Regions from separate parts of the Homo sapiens genome. Here region 2 is linked to region 1. The links are chromatin contacts, found by Hi-C or POLR2A ChIA-PET in ENCODE. All regions are on one chromosome and are shown on one strand. Each heading gives the region's core, a stretch centred on a gene start or an enhancer-like site at or near the end of the contact. The rest is flanking DNA. Distances are from core to core; before and after follow the strand shown. Region 1 holds the start of MCRS1 (microspherule protein 1). Region 2 holds the start of SLC11A2 (solute carrier family 11 member 2).

The links. Hi-C counts contacts between places; a loop is a spot of excess contacts on that map. ChIA-PET counts read pairs that join two places held with the same protein, here RNA polymerase II (POLR2A). Pooled maps may share reads with other maps.
Region 2: a loop to region 1 is called in a pooled map, with 5 times the contacts of the local background. The contact joins the promoter of SLC11A2 here to the promoter of MCRS1 in region 1. A Hi-C loop is called at or near these places in 1 of 50 pooled maps. POLR2A ChIA-PET finds 5 or more read pairs at or near these places in 2 of 52 experiments (AG04450 and IMR-90).

Annotation. Positions count from the first base shown.
Region 1 is chr12:49,561,996-49,569,897 of GRCh38, reverse strand. MCRS1 (microspherule protein 1) reads left to right here and starts at 1,756. Exons shown (of 15, transcript NM_006337.5): 1 at 1,756-1,850; 2 at 3,057-3,176; 3 at 3,683-3,821; 4 at 4,231-4,369; 5 at 5,003-5,161; 6 at 5,308-5,417; 7 at 6,352-6,460; 8 at 6,759-6,897. The coding sequence starts at 3,167. RefSeq lists enhancers at 1,257-1,306, 1,657-2,460.
Region 2 is chr12:51,024,856-51,032,004 of GRCh38, reverse strand. It overlaps SLC11A2 (solute carrier family 11 member 2), which reads left to right and starts at 5,621. Exons shown (of 16, transcript NM_000617.3): 1 at 5,621-5,695. RefSeq lists silencers at 5,241-5,960, 5,971-6,030 and enhancers at 5,436-6,047, 6,048-6,661.

The DNA.
Region 1 (7,902 bases), core at 507-3,006:
ATGGTGGCGCACACCTGCAATCCCAGCTACTCAGGAGGCTGAGGCATGAGAATCGCTTGAACCCGGGAGGTGTAGGTTGCAGGAGCCGAGATCGCTCCACTGCACTCCAGCCTGGGTGACAGAGGAAGGCTCTGTCTCAAAAAAAATAAAACAAAATTTAAAAACCATGTATTAAAAAACTGGAAAATAATTAGAGAGAAGAATTACTACTACTACCACTTGGACATGTGTTAACATTCTGGTGCATTTCCTTCAACTGTCTTTTCCTTTGTATGTTTTTAATAGTTATCATGAATTCATATATATTTAATAACATTAATATTATTAATGTTCTGTGTAATCACTTTTTATAAAAATTATTTCAGGCCGGGTGCTGTGGCTCATGCCTGTAATCCCAGCACTTTGGGAGGCCGAGGCAGCCTGATCATGAGATCAGGAGTTCAAGACCAGCCTGGCCAACATGGTGAAAACCTGTCTCTACAAAAAAAAAAAAAAAAAAACTTAGCTGGGCATGGTGGCACGTGCCTGTAATCCTAGCTACTCGGGAGGCTGAGGCAGGAGAATTGCCTGAACCGAGACCCGGGGGCCGGAGGTTGCAGTGAGCCGAGATTGTGCCACTGCACTCCAGCCTGGGCTATGGAGCGGGACTCTGTCTCAAAAAAAAAAAATTTCATTGGTTTTCTGATATTTTCACAAGTTTACATAATATATTTAATCAAGTGCCTGTTAAAAAATAAAACACACACTCTTTCATGGGAGTTAAAATAAGTACATACTCATTAAACAAGTCCACAGAACAGTAAATGAGGTTGGTACTCTCGAAGCAGAGGGCCATAGTATACCGTCAGGGCCAAAAGGGCCAGTCTCTCATTTGACACTTGAATTCCCTAGCAATGTCCATGTTATGTGTTCTTGACACCTCTGATGGACAGCTTTGGAACTGAATCTTTCTTATTCTGAGCTGAAGTATGTCTCTCTATAGCTGCTAGACTTTAGTACCTCGCAAAGGAAGCATAAAACAGAATTCCTCTTTTAGACAACAGTCTTTCTAGTTTTCCGGAACATCTCTCACAGCCCCAAATTCCCAATTTTTCCGACAGGTTCGTTCTCCCACCCCAAGATTCCTTCCAAGGCACTCTCCTCTGAAGGTGCTTCCATTGGTTTTCTCTCTTACCTCCCGGCGACCACAAGTGGCCCCAGCCGTCCAGGTGGGGTCCGGCTGACGGGACCAAGTCGACACTACTCCTTCTCGCAGGGTCTCTTCCTTCTCAGTAAAGCGGCCCACGATCCTCCATCCGCTCCTCAGAGAGCCTCTCTGCCCTTTCTGTCCGCCACATCTCCCTGGCTACATTATCTCCCCGACTAGTGCCTAGCAGGCGGGCCTGATAGAAGTTTCTCTAAAGGCTCTGGAGGAGTCAAACAATGCATAAGGTCCTGTGCAACCCTCAGACTCCTATACCTCGTGGGAATTTGGAAGTCGAAATCCAGTCCGCGGTCCCGCCCCTCCCCGGGTCGCCTCAATTAGCCCCGCTCGGTCTCGCCCTAAGTCTCGCCTTTCCCTTTAACCAACCCCTCAAGCCGGGTTACCTCTCCGGTGCCTATAATCCTTAACGTTTCCCTATATGCTGTCCCAACTAGGAAAGCCTTTACTTTCCGCTATTGGTAAAATATTTACACTTTCCGTACCATGGCCACGCCCCCTTCACACACGTTGCCAAGACGAACCGGAAGAGATTGCCAGCCCCCTGGTTCGTTAACCGGAAGTAGACGTACCTCACGGAAGCCGGCTTTGGCCCTGCGGCTGCTACCGTCGCCGCGGAGAAATTGTTGGATCTGGCAGTCTAGGAATGGTGAGACCTCGCGGTTCGCCTCTGAGGGTTCTCAGAGGAGTTGGGGATGAAATGGAGTTTTGCAGAGTGCCGCCGGGGACGACCACCCCCCAAGTTTGGGGCCCCGCCCCAGTGGCGCCCCGAAAAGCTGCGCATGCGTGGGCCGGACCGGGTTAGAATCTGGCTCGAAGTGTTACGCATGCGCAAAGGCATGGAGACCGTGGGGTGAGAATGGGCTTGCGAGTTTACCCCCACCTCCCCAGCCACCAGCCTGTGGGTCTCAAACCAAGGCTACTTGGTGCTCTGCTTTGAGTTGCAGAGGTGACTTCATCAATGCTCCTACCCCGAGTTCTTGAGACAGACCTGGACCGATCCCCTACCTTGGGTGTGCACTCTTGGGAGAACGAGGGGCGGAGGGTCCGGTAAGGAAGGGGCACAGACCCTACCTCAGTTTGCCGGCAAGCTCGGGCCCCTTCGCCCTCTCCTCAGATGTCAAGATTCTTAGTCGTAGCCTATGGAGCGGAGAGCGACAGGCTCACCTGGGGACAGGGCTAGAACACTGAGCTAAGAGCCACCCTGGTTAGAAGTGGGGACTCACGAGAGGAGCGCCCCGAGAAAGTCCAGTACCTGGGTTCTCTAGGGGTTGTTGGGGCACAGCGTGGTTGATAATCACGCAGTTCCCAAACAGTGGTTTTTGGTTTCCACGAGATGGTATCTCATGGAAATACCACTTACTAAATCTTCAGTAAAAACCCCAAATGGAAAAGAAAAACAAAAAAAAAACGAGATGGACTGGTTGGAGTTTTGTCTCCCTTTCTTTTTTCCTGCTTTGGCCTGGGAGGGGAAGGCTGGTGCTGCTGAGCTGAGTGGACAGCTGAAGTAAAGAAAAATGTGGGCCAAAGAATCCCTTGTCTCTTGCTAGTTTATAGTCAAGGCGCTTAACCTAGGAGATACCAGTAGAATTAAAGGGTCTATGAACCCTCTAAAATAGTATGTGTTTGCACCCTTTTCTGCAGTCCATAGCTGTTATCATACTCTGAAAGGTGCCAGTGACCTTCACAAGACTGATGTCTAAGGCTATTATTGGCAGAGTGGGGCCTTATGCCTCTTTCCTGTCCTTATGTCTTCCCTAGCTTATGGGACCCTGGGGGACCTGAGCCAGTATAAGGAAGTGAGGCTGGCCAGTTGGAAATCTGAGCCTCAGGGAGCCTCATTTCTCCTTTGCAGAATCTCCTCTCAGCCTTTAAGCTCACCTGGTCAGAATCCTTGGATGAGCCTGTGGGACCGTTCCTCCTAGCCCGGTGGTTTGGAACCAGTGGCTTTGGGACTGTAAGAGGATGGACAAAGGTAGTATGAGGCCGGGACAGCTCCCCAAATGCTCGGGCGCCAAGCATCTGCTGATTCCACTCTGTGCCTGGCACGTGTGTCTTTCGGTCCTGGCTAGGCCTTGCCACCTCCCCCTGGGCCAGCACCACCCATGTACCTGTCGGCAGAGCCACAGTTGACTGACTTGCTGTTGAGCTGCTGCTCTTTAGCACGGCTGCATTTTGATGGCAGAGGGAGCAGTTATGCCCAGAGCCCAGCGTGTCGGCATCACCAGTCTGACCTGAGCACCATGTGCTGCACGACATGACACGTGGCACCGGGGGAACTGCCCAGCGTGGAAGGTCTGGGCCAGGTCTGAGCCCAGATGGGATCTGGATGGCCAAGGAACTCTACCTTAAAACCTCAAGTGTCAAGGAGGCAGGGGAGGGGCCAAGAGGGCTGGCAGGGGAAGGGGGCTGGGGAGGGGTCCCATTTGCAGAGGCTCTAGGATCTTAGGAGGCCCGAATCCACCATTTCTCTCTTGCTAGATTCTCAGGGGCTGCTAGATTCATCCCTGATGGCATCAGGCACTGCCAGCCGCTCAGAGGATGAGGAGTCACTGGCAGGGCAGAAGCGAGCCTCCTCCCAGGCCTTGGGCACCATCCCTAAACGGAGAAGCTCCTCCAGGTAGTAAGGGTTCGGAGGGCCAGGAACTGGGAAAGGGTAGAAGGTCTGTGGCGTTAAGTGCCACATGCCTCCCCATCTGTTGGGAATGGCTGCCTGAGCCCCTCTGGGGCCTTAGTATTGGCAGAGCCTTGTGCTTTTCCTGTCCCTGCTAAATCCTTCCCTGTGGGACTGAGGGCAGGGGAGGGAGATCTTAGGTCTCTGACGTGAAGTCTTTGTGGTGTGATACCCTGTCATCTCAGAGGGCTGGAGTGTAGCAGTTCCATGGCCACAACCAGGCTGTGGCGTAAAGTGAAAGCAGGCTGGAGCAGATAGCACCCTACTGGGCACCTGCTCTCTTTTGGGGGCTGGGGGTGTGTGAATGGGTACCAGGGTGGGGTAAGGAGTGTTCACTGGGCAGGACCCTTTACAGGTTCATCAAGAGGAAGAAGTTCGATGATGAGCTGGTGGAGAGCAGCCTGGCAAAATCTTCTACCCGGGCAAAGGGGGCCAGTGGGGTGGAACCAGGGCGCTGTTCGGGGAGTGAACCCTCCTCCAGTGAGAAGAAGAAGGTGAGGAATTGGGAGACTTAGGGGATGGGAGGTAGTGCCAGATTTCATGTTTCCCCAGAACCTTTGCCAGCTGCCAAGAGCCCTGCAGAGCAGGCTGGTGAGAGGACCAAGCTGCCCCAGCCCTCATCTCAGATGCCCCCCTCCTGGGAACACACCTCTCCCTACTCCCCATTTCTTGCTGCAGCCCCCACCCCCAACCCTGCCATTGCATCCTGTATCACATTCCGTGTGGGAGGCATGGAGCATGCATCTATTCTGGGAGCAGACAGCCTGTTCCCAGCATTGCAGAGTGTAAAAATAACCCCCAGGTGGCATTGCTGTGGCCCTAGACACTGCACCAGCAAGAGTGATTTCCCGGTATCCTCCCCACCCAACTTTCACTCTGGGGTCGGGGATACTGCCAGCAAAGAGAAGACCCCGTATGGTCAAGGACTATATAGAAGTAACTTGGTGGGATGGGGGTGGGTATTAGAAAGCTGAGCTCCTTTCCTGTGCTTCCTGTTGTGGGCTGGAGTTGGTGCTGAGGCTGGGGCTGGGGCTGCCGCTGCCACAGAGTATGTGAAACTCTAGTCATGAAGCGCCAGCTGACTGGATGCTGGCTTTGAGCTTGGTTTGTTCCTGTCCTCTGCCCAGGTATCCAAAGCCCCCAGCACTCCTGTGCCACCCAGCCCAGCCCCAGCCCCTGGACTCACCAAGCGTGTGAAGAAGAGTAAACAGCCACTTCAGGTGACCAAGGATCTGGGCCGCTGGAAGCCTGCAGATGACCTCCTGCTCATAAATGCTGTGTTGCAGGTAGTGCCCCCACCATAGGCTCAGTGTGCCCCTTTCCCCCAACCTCCAGTTCGCACCCCAAAATTAGCCCAACAGGGCCCTGTGGGTGGCAAAGAAGGGTTGTTCCCAGCTCCAAGGCTGGAGCAAATCCTTCTGGGGCCTTGCAGACCAACGACCTGACCTCCGTCCACCTGGGCGTGAAATTCAGCTGCCGCTTCACCCTTCGGGAGGTCCAGGAGCGTTGGTACGCCCTGCTCTACGATCCTGTCATCTCCAAGTGAGTGGGAGCTGGTTCCAGCAGTGGGGAGGTACTGGGACACCAGAATTTGGGTCCTGGAGCAGAGGGAATTGTACCAGGGCCCCAGGAGGGGTCTGGGAGGCAGGACTCCTGGAGGCTCCTTGGGGGTGATACTGAGGCCTGAGAGGCTTCAAAGAGAAGTTTCTTCCTGCCTCCAGGCAAGGGAGTCTGCAGGCAGAGGGAATAGCATGGGAGAGAAAACTAAAATGAGTGCCCGGAGTGCACTGTGTGTGTTGTGGCTTTGGGCGGAGAAAACTAAAATGAGTGCCCGGAGTGCACTGTGTGTGTTGTGGCTTTGGGCGGGTCACCTCCAGCCTTTCCACATTGACCTCCTACAGTTTCATCCTCCTAACAAGGGGGAGTCGAATAGAAGAACACCAAGCCCCCTTCTAGCTCCAGTAGCCACAGGCTTCCAAATAAACTCATACACATGCAACACACAGTTCCTCTTCCTCTGTCACTTAATGTCTTCAGAGCTTGGTTGGATGCTTAACACCCATCCTCTCCACAGACCCTGGTACCACTTAAGTTGTAGCTGCAGTTCTGATATACCAGGAAATGGGCTGGGCTCAGCTTGGAAAGGGGAGGTGGTAGGCAGTGGCTAGGGGGTGGCAGCTTTGGCCAAGTAAGGAGGAAGGACTTGGAGGGAGCAGCAGCTGGTCCAAGGCTCTGCCTCAGGAAGGACTGGGTCTGAAGGGGACATAGGGGCCTCCGTTTTCTGAGTTGGCTGTTCATTCACTTGACAAACCTGTGGAGCCACAGATTATCTGCTAAGCCTTAGGCCCTTCCTAATGAGGGCCTGGCCTCTAGGTTCTGGATCTCAAAAGCCTGTAGGTTTGGGGGAAATAGTAGGAACCCCAGATTGCTTGACACCTTTCCTTCACCCCTCCCCTCTGTCTCTTTCCGTGTCCAGGTTGGCCTGTCAGGCCATGAGGCAGCTGCACCCAGAGGCTATTGCAGCCATCCAGAGCAAGGCCCTGTTTAGCAAGGCTGAGGAGCAGCTGCTGAGCAAAGTGGGATCGGTAAGGCTGAGGGCTGGGAAGGTGGAGGATCAGGGCACAGCGAGAGCTGGACCACCTAGAAAACCACTGATGTGGAGAGCTCCCCACCCACTGTCTGGATATGTGCACATGCACACGTGTGCACATTGGCAGGGGCGTTTGTGACAGGGGCCTCAGGAAGAGCCAAGCCTGACTTCTTGGGTGACTAGCTTGCTTCTTCCAGCTCCTGGGGGATGCTGAGGTGGGAGGTAGAGATGGTAAGGCAGAGAGGCATGTGTGAAAAAGCCCAGATGCCTAGAGAATGTTTCTTGCCCTCTAGACCAGCCAGCCCACCTTGGAGACCTTCCAGGACCTGCTGCACAGACACCCTGATGCCTTCTACCTGGCCCGTACCGCGAAGGCCCTGCAGGCCCACTGGCAGCTCATGAAGCAGTATTACCTGCTGGAGGACCAGACAGGTAACGCCCCAGGAGCTGGCAGAATGGGGGTGTGTGCACGTGCATGTGTGTGTGTGTCTGAAGTACTCGACACAGCTGCCTTCAAGTGCCCTGTAACAGATTCCTCAGTGATCCCCAGTGTCTTGTTCACCTCACATTGCAAAAAAAACTACTTTCCAGAGAGAGAAAGTGGCTGGAATGGTCTTCAGCATCATGGTAAGAGTAGCCAACATTGCCTGGAATCTTTGGCAAAAGGTCCAAATAGCGGAGTTATCTACCATTTCTTGTCTTTTGTTTTTTTCATGACATATTTTATTCTCACATAAATAACACATGAATTATTATGGATAACATTCAAACATGAGCAAAATAAGAAAGTCCACTTTCCTGCCCACCCTTCAGTTTGTTTTCCACCCTAGAGGTAATAACCACTTTTTCTGAGCTTTTCCGCTCTTTGCCTCTCTCCGTTCTTCCTTCTGTCTTCCTTCTTCCTCTTCTTTTCCCACTAGGCCGTTAGTGCTGTCAAGCTGCCCTCAGGCCATTCATAAATCCCCACTGGGACTTCACACCCAGTCCATCTGTCTCTCCCTTTCCCCAAGGGCCTCACTGCTCCCTACTTCCTCTTGCCTCAACAGCACAGCACTCACTCTCCCAGTGATGGGGTAAGAAAACAGTGTGATTAAACTGGAGGAACTCCCCAGTGAGGTCTGTAATTCGGGTTCTGATTTCCATAGTACAAGCACGTTCTCACTTTCTAAAAGTACTGCCCATTGCCGTCTACATAGTTTTTCACACAGTTCAAACATGAAGCTTCATTGGTACCCATCACCTTACTACCAGGGTCCCGCAGCTTCTGCTTAGGAAAAAGGATTCCTGCAGGAGCATTTTAGGAAATCTCATCAGAAGGAGGCCCCATCTTCCGTTCCTAAGGACCTCTGATTTTAGTGGCCCGGGGGCAGCCCTCTTTATTCCTGCGGCTTCCAAAATTCTGCCTCTTCCTCAGACTCAGATATCACAGAATTCCCA
Region 2 (7,149 bases), core at 4,372-6,871, 1.5 Mb before region 1:
CTCATTGCAACCTCTGCCTCCCGGGCTCAAGTGATTATCCTGCCTCAGCCTCCCCAGTAGCTGGGACTATAGGCATGTGCCACCGCTCCCAGCTAATTTTTGTATTTTTTTTAGAGATGAGGTCTTGCCATGTTGCCCACTTGGTCTCAAACTCCTGAGCTCAAGTGATCGGCCCACCTCAGCCTCCCAAAATGCTGGAATTACAGGTGTGAGCCACTGCGCCTGGCCTAATTTTTTATTTTTTGTAAAGATAGGATCTCATTATGTTGCCCTGGCTGGTTTTGAACTCCTGGGCTCAAGTGATCCTTCTGCCTTGGCCTCCCAAAGTGCTGAGATTATAGGTGAGAGCCACCGTGTCCAGCCAAGAAATATATTTTACAGTAACCCCGTACATACATACACACACACGCACACACTCTTAAAGTTGCACAAAACAATACCTACCTTAGTGCCTGTGACATTCTCTGATATTTTCTATTCTATTTTTTAAAAATTCTGGCTGGGCGCAGTGGCTCACGCCTGTCATGCCAGCACTTTGGGAGGCTGAGGCGGGCAGATCACAAGGTCAGGAGTTCGAGACCAGCCTGGCCAACATGGTGAAACCCCCCGACTCTACTAATAATACAAAAATTAGCTGGGTGTGGTGACGGATGCCTGTAATACCAGCTACTTGGGAGGCTGAGGCAGGAGAATTGCTTGAACCTGGGAGGCAGAGGTTGCAGTGAGCCAAGATTGCGCCACTGCATTTTAGCCTGGGTGACAGAGCAAGACTCTGTCTCAGAAAAAAAAAAAAAAAAAATTCTGTTTTATTTCAGCACTTTGGAAGGCCAAGGCAGGTGGATCCCTTGAGTCCTGAAGTTTGAAACCAGCCTGGGCAATATAGGGAGACCCTGTTTTCTTGCTGTGTCCAACTACCTAGAACAACCATTGAGTCAGGAGAAAGAATTATGGATCTCCTGCCCAGGGACCCAGATGAAAGGTCTCTTTGCTTCAGGGCTCTCTTAATAAAAAAAAGAAAAGAAAAAATATTCTGGTTGCAACCTACAGTTTTTTTTTTTTCGCTGGAATGAAGTGGTGCCATCTCAGCTCACTGCAACCTCTGCCTCCTGGGTTCAAGCAATTCTCCTGCCTGAGCCTCCCAAGTGGCTGGGACTACAGGCACCTACCACCACACCCAGCTAACTTTTGTATTTTTATTAGAAACAGGGTTTCACCATGTTGGCCAGGCTGGTCCCAAACTCCTGAGCTCAAGGGATCTTCCCGCCTTGGCCTCCCAAAGTGCTGGGATTACAGGCGTGAACCACTGTGCCTGGCCGCAATCCACAGTGGTTTTTTTTGTTTTTTTTTTTAATTTTTTTTTTCAGAGACAGGGTCTTGCTCTGTTGCCCAAGTTGGAGTGCATTTGCATGATCACAGTTCACTGCAGTCTTGAACTCCTGGAGTTTTCTGTTCTTCTGTGACTACCCTATGTTATTCTTGTCTCAATTTTTTAATGGAAGGGAATTGTTTAAGGTGTACAAGATGGAGGTCCCAATATGGTGTGGTGGTTGAGTCTTGGCTCGTGGGTCTAACAGATTTGTGTTCAAAGCCTGGCTTTGCCACTAACTAGCTGTGTCCTTAGGCAAATTATACTCCAAGTCTCAGATTCCTAATTTGCAAAATGAGAATAATAATAAATAATACTTCCTGCCCCATTAGTTTATTATGAGGATTGTTTTTTTGGTAGAGTCATGGTCTCGCTATGTTGCCCAGGCTGTTTTCAAACTCCTGGCCTCAAGTGATCTGCCTGCCTCGGCCTCCCAAAGTGCTGGGATTGCAGGCGTGAATTTTTGTGCCAGCCTACTACAAGGATTAATGCTTGTGAAGTGTTAAATATAGCGTTTGGTACACAATAAAAATTCAATTAAGGTTGTCAGTTACTCTTAAGTATAAATTGGGGACCAAGAAGGCAAAAATGGAGTGTGTTTTTTGCAGATGGACGGAGGGGAGCCAGGACACAGCTCAGCTTGCTCATGCTCAGAGAGTTAAGCTGCTGACCCTGAAGGCAGGGGGCACACAACTGTATGTGGGAGCCAGACTAAGCAGTCGAGACAGGGCAGACAGTGTGAGAAAGCTGTTGATGAGAGCTGCTGCTGAATAAAATCATCTTTCACCTGTCTACAGCTCCCCAAGTGTTCTTTCTGCTCATCCACCCACTACCTCCGGACCTCAACATGACCTTTGGCGTAGTCTAAACCTGACACTCATAACAGTTACAGATTTCTTTGTCCCTTCTACACTCCCACTTTTTTGAGACAGGGTCTTGCTCTGTCGCAGAGGCTGGAGTGCTCTGGTGTGATCACGACGCACTGCAGCCTTGACCTCCTAGCCTCAAATGATCCTCCCACCTCAGCCTCCCAAGAAGCTGGGATGTTCCACAGGCACGTTCCACTACACTCAGGTAATTTTAAAATTTTTTGTAGAGAGGGGGTCTCCTTATGTTGCCCAGGGTAAGAATTCCTAAACTCAAATAGGCTTTTTCCTGCCAAGACTTTAGTTCGTGGGTGATTTTACAGGTGCTTCTATTTTCCCTTCAAGTGGAACAAATTGGCCCCCAGTCCAATCTGCAGAGACAGCTTTGCCTTGGGGAAGTTACCTGATGTAGAACAAGGACAGGAGACAGGTCAAGTTGTAGTTATTTGACTTTCGTGATTAAGAGAGCCCTGAAGCAAAGAGACCTTTCATCTGGATCCCTGGGCAGGAGATCCATAATTCTTTCTCCTGACTCAATGGTTGTTCTAGGTAGGAACCAGAACCACTTGCTGGAAGCCTGCATTGACTTATTTGAATCGATTACTGCTTTTCTTTCTTTTCCATTCTAAGCTATTATGTTTTTATGGTACTAAGCAGATTTTCTTGAAAACTTCTAGAAAACTGCCTGCTACCTGCAAGAAACTGTTTTCTTCTCTCCTGTATTTTACGCCACCCCAATGCTTCTCCTATGCAGCTTTGTCGTCTAAGTTATTTCCCTGAGGCAAAATTTCCCCATTCTTTCAGCTCCCCTCCTCCCAGATTGAGAAATTCTAGGCTTGCCCTGGACTTCTGTCTTGTAGTCTCTGGGTTTTTTTCCTTTCTTTTTCTTTTCCATCAGGCACCAAGTCCGGAGTTTGCGTGGCTCTGATGTCTGCTCGTGGATCACTGATTGACCAGGCTGAAGCCAGAGGGTCCTTTAGATCCCGAGGGATAATAGAGCAGGCAGCATTTCCACCCACGTTCTGAGACTCCTCATAATTGCCTCAGTGCTGCACGTACCTATATGGAAAATACAAGTGCACTGTCAGGCTTGGGGTTAATGGTTTCACCTCACGTCTCAGAGGAGCAGAGTCCTAGTGCACCTGTGGAGCCTGAACCAGCTGCACTCCAAGAGGAGCAGAGAAGGGAAGCAATTTCTTACTCCACCCCTTTCAACCACTGGCACTCACAGGCTTGCCACCTACTCTTGCTCCTGCCAAATGGTACAGAGATGAAATCTTAGAATAAAATTTTTGAACTCAATAAATTGTTAATTAATATCTAGGAGTGGCAGATATATAATGCTTCTCTTTTCACGACAGGTCAAAGATGAAATCTGATTAGGCTTTGGAGGGCGTGGTTTGCCTCTTGAAATTCCTTGCTCGTCTTTAGAAAGCTGTGTTGCTTAGAGCACCCAAAAGTGCCCTTTATCTAACTGAGGGAGGCGCACTTGTCTTCATATATAGAGGCAGGAGCTGGCATTGGGAAAGTCAAACTAGTTCTGCACCATGAGGAAGAAGCAGCTGAAGACGGAGGCAGCTCCACACTGTGAACTAAGTAAGTAGCCCAGGGAAGCTGCCCAGCTGAGCAGACCTGAAAGGGTGACAAGTACAGCTCTAGCAATTTTATTTTCTAGTTATAATAGAAGTTGCCAAAGGAAAGGTTCCGATCTGGAGGAACTTCATCAAACCTTTCTGAAACTCCACAGATGTACTGTAGCGAGAATCTCAGAACTAATTTGTGCATTTTCTTTTTTCTCCAGGAGAAATTCTGTATGAAAACCAACCTGCTCCAGGAAGCCAAGCCCCCCCCCCCCACTTTTTTTTGGTCCCCGAGTTTGTTTTTACTTCGCACTTTATTTGGATTTTTCTCTTTGCAGTTCACGCTCCTTTCCTCATTTCTTGGTCTCTCTTACTAATGAAATTTTCTCCTAGCTGTTTTTACGTGAATAAAGAAGCTCAATTACCTTTAATGCTGTAAGCAGTGCGAGGGGTCGGGGAGTGAGGGTGGCGGGAGGATCTAATGTTTTTGGTGGCTGTAAACGACATTGCAGAAAATTACGGTAATTTGTTAGGCCATTTATTCCCTCTTCACCAGTTTGGCAGTCTCATCTTCAGAGCAAAAGATACGGTGTGAGGCTGAAACTGGCGATAGAGTGGGATTGCTTTTGGGTAGGTAGGATGAAGTCTGGGGAGAATCGAGTCAGCTGGGCGAGGAGGAAAACAATTCACTACGGAGGCTTGGGAGGACACCTAAGGCGGTCAAACTGGCTGCACTAGCTGATGTTTCTCGGTTCCTCCCAGGTGTGGGGTGCTCTTGGTGGGGCAGCAGATACTATGATGTGGCTCTGGGGGCGCGAGGAAATGTTCCTTCCAGGTGGCTATCCTTTTTTTTTGAGACAGGGTTTTGCTCTGCCACCCAGGCTGGAGTGCAGTGGCACGATCTTGTCTCACCGCAGCCTCCACCTCCCAGGCCCAAGTGATTCTCCCACCTCAGCCCCCGAGTAGCTGGGACCACAGGCGGGCGCCGTGATGCCTGGCTAATTTTTTTTTTTTTTTAGACGGAGTTTTCGCTCTTGTTTCCAAGGCTGGAGTGCAATGGCGCGATCTCGGCTCACTGCACCTCCGCCTCCCGGGTTCAAGCGATTCTCTTGCCTCAGCCTCCCGAGTAGCTGGGATTACAGGCATGCGCCACCACGCCCGGCTAATTTTGTATTTTTAGTAAAGACGGGGTTTCTCCATGTTGGTCAGGCTGGTCTCAAACTCCCGATCTCAGGTGATTCGCCCGCCTGGGCCCTCCAAAGTGCTGGGAGTACAGGCGTGAGCCACCGCGCCCGGCCTTTGCTTGGCTAATTTTAAAATTTTTTGTAGAGACCGGGTCTCACTATGTTGCCCAGGCTGGTATCGAACTCCTGGACTCAAGTGATCCTCCCGCCTCGGTCTCCCAAAGTGCTGGGCATTACAAGTGTGAGCCTCCGCGCCTGGCCTGGCTACCCTTTACAGGATAGAGCTATACCTCGTAGCTTGATTGTCAGTACCTAACGTGGCGCCACGGCGAACTAGGGCAGGAATCTTATCTGTCCCCAGACTGCTAGCGGACTGGAGCTCCCCAGTCCAGGGGCTGTGTGGGTCTGGCCAACGCAAGCAGCAACTAGGCAGCATGCAGCTCCCGCCGGGTGCCCCAGGGGCCGCCGCGTGCCCCAGGGGCCGCCGCATCCAGACTCCGCGTGGGCGGAGCCTAGGTCCCTGGTCTGCGGGCCACGCATCCCGGCCGCTGCAGGGACTCCAGCCAATAGGGATGTGCGGCTGCCGTCCTGTCGACCAATCGCGGGGAGGGGAGGGCGTTAGCCAGCGTGGCGCTGGCTCCCGGAATATGGAGCCCTGGGCGCGGGGGCGGCGTGTCAGGTGGTTGCGGAGCTGGTAAGGTGAGGGGAAGGCAAGGTCAGGGGTCACGGCATTCCGCTCGCTGGCAGGGAGGGGCGCGGGGCGGCTCGAGGGCCTGTGTCGGGGGTCAGGCTCCGGGGCTAGGATGCGACACCGGCTCGCCGTGCGGGGCTGTGAGGGGAGGTGTGGCCAGGGAGGGCCTCAGGCCCAGAGTCCAGGACTGATGGAGTCGCGCCATTCAGAGAAAGACCCAAAGATGGGGGCAGGGAGGGAACGCCGGAGGTCGCGGGGGTCTCGCCCCTTCCCCGCCGCGGCCTAGGACACATGGCCCAGCTCCCAGCTGCACCGGATGGCGCGCCCGGCCTGTGTCGGGGTGCGCTGACCTGCTTCGACGCCTCGAAAGAGGCCGACGGGCACAGGGCAAGGTCTTTCGTGGCCTCTTCGTCGGCGCCGCAGGGGGCCGGGCTGCTCTCCGGGGCCTCCCGCCGCCCCGCTTCAACAAAAGACTCATTATAACCTAACCGACTTCAGGGAGCGCCTTCTGTGTGAATAGCCTGCATACGCGGCTCAGTAATTGTGGGTAGATTGGTTTTAAGGCTGTTTGTGTAGCTCTCAGGGACCCTCTGGATTCCAGGCTCCAATGAGCAGGGTTTTTCTACAGGGGGATATTGCACATATGTAAGTGGGCTGGATGGCTCTCCCAGCTGTGCGTTTCATGTGTCCCCACTTTTAAAGCTACCGCTTAAATGTGACATCTCTTGCAAAAGCAAAAATTATATGGAAGGAGAGTTTGCAAGGGGAGATAGGCTTCTAAAAACTTGCTGGCCTCAATTTTAGTGACTGTTGGTGAAAAATGGAGAAGCTATGTTTACACTGACTTCTGGAACCCGAAGCCCCACCAGTTCGCATGATTTCTTGGCTTTGTAAATCTTTGAGCATGTTGTTTGCCTCTTTCTTCTTTTGTTCCACGTACTTAAAATGGGGATTGATAATATCAGTCTTACAGGGTTGTTGGTATGAAATTAGTTAATAAACAACAAAGTACTTAGAACTCTTGATGTGGAGGAGTTTTTGTTGTTGTTACCTTCTTTCCCCTTAACACTTCTAAAGAATTCTAACCTTATTACTTATTCTTTGCTCAGAGTCTCATGACTTATCACCAGTGAACCCGCCGGCCTATACTTTCCATTGACATCATTAACTTTGATCTGAGGGTATAGTGTAGTTATATGTGACTAGAGGATTTCTGCTGCGTGTTTGTTTTATTAAATACGGTTGGAAACTATCATTATACTAGGTCATTTATTGTGATACCTGTGTTGGGTAAATGAAACCTGAAACCTTCGGCTGTTTATTTTTTCATTGGACAGTATTTCATTGACAGTCTTGCTTGGCCTACTCAGTTTATTTTGGAGCCAGTACTAAAAAGGCCATGATTGCAGCATACTTGGTTTCTCATGTTTCCGGAATGGCAGTGGGACTCGGGAGGGGAATT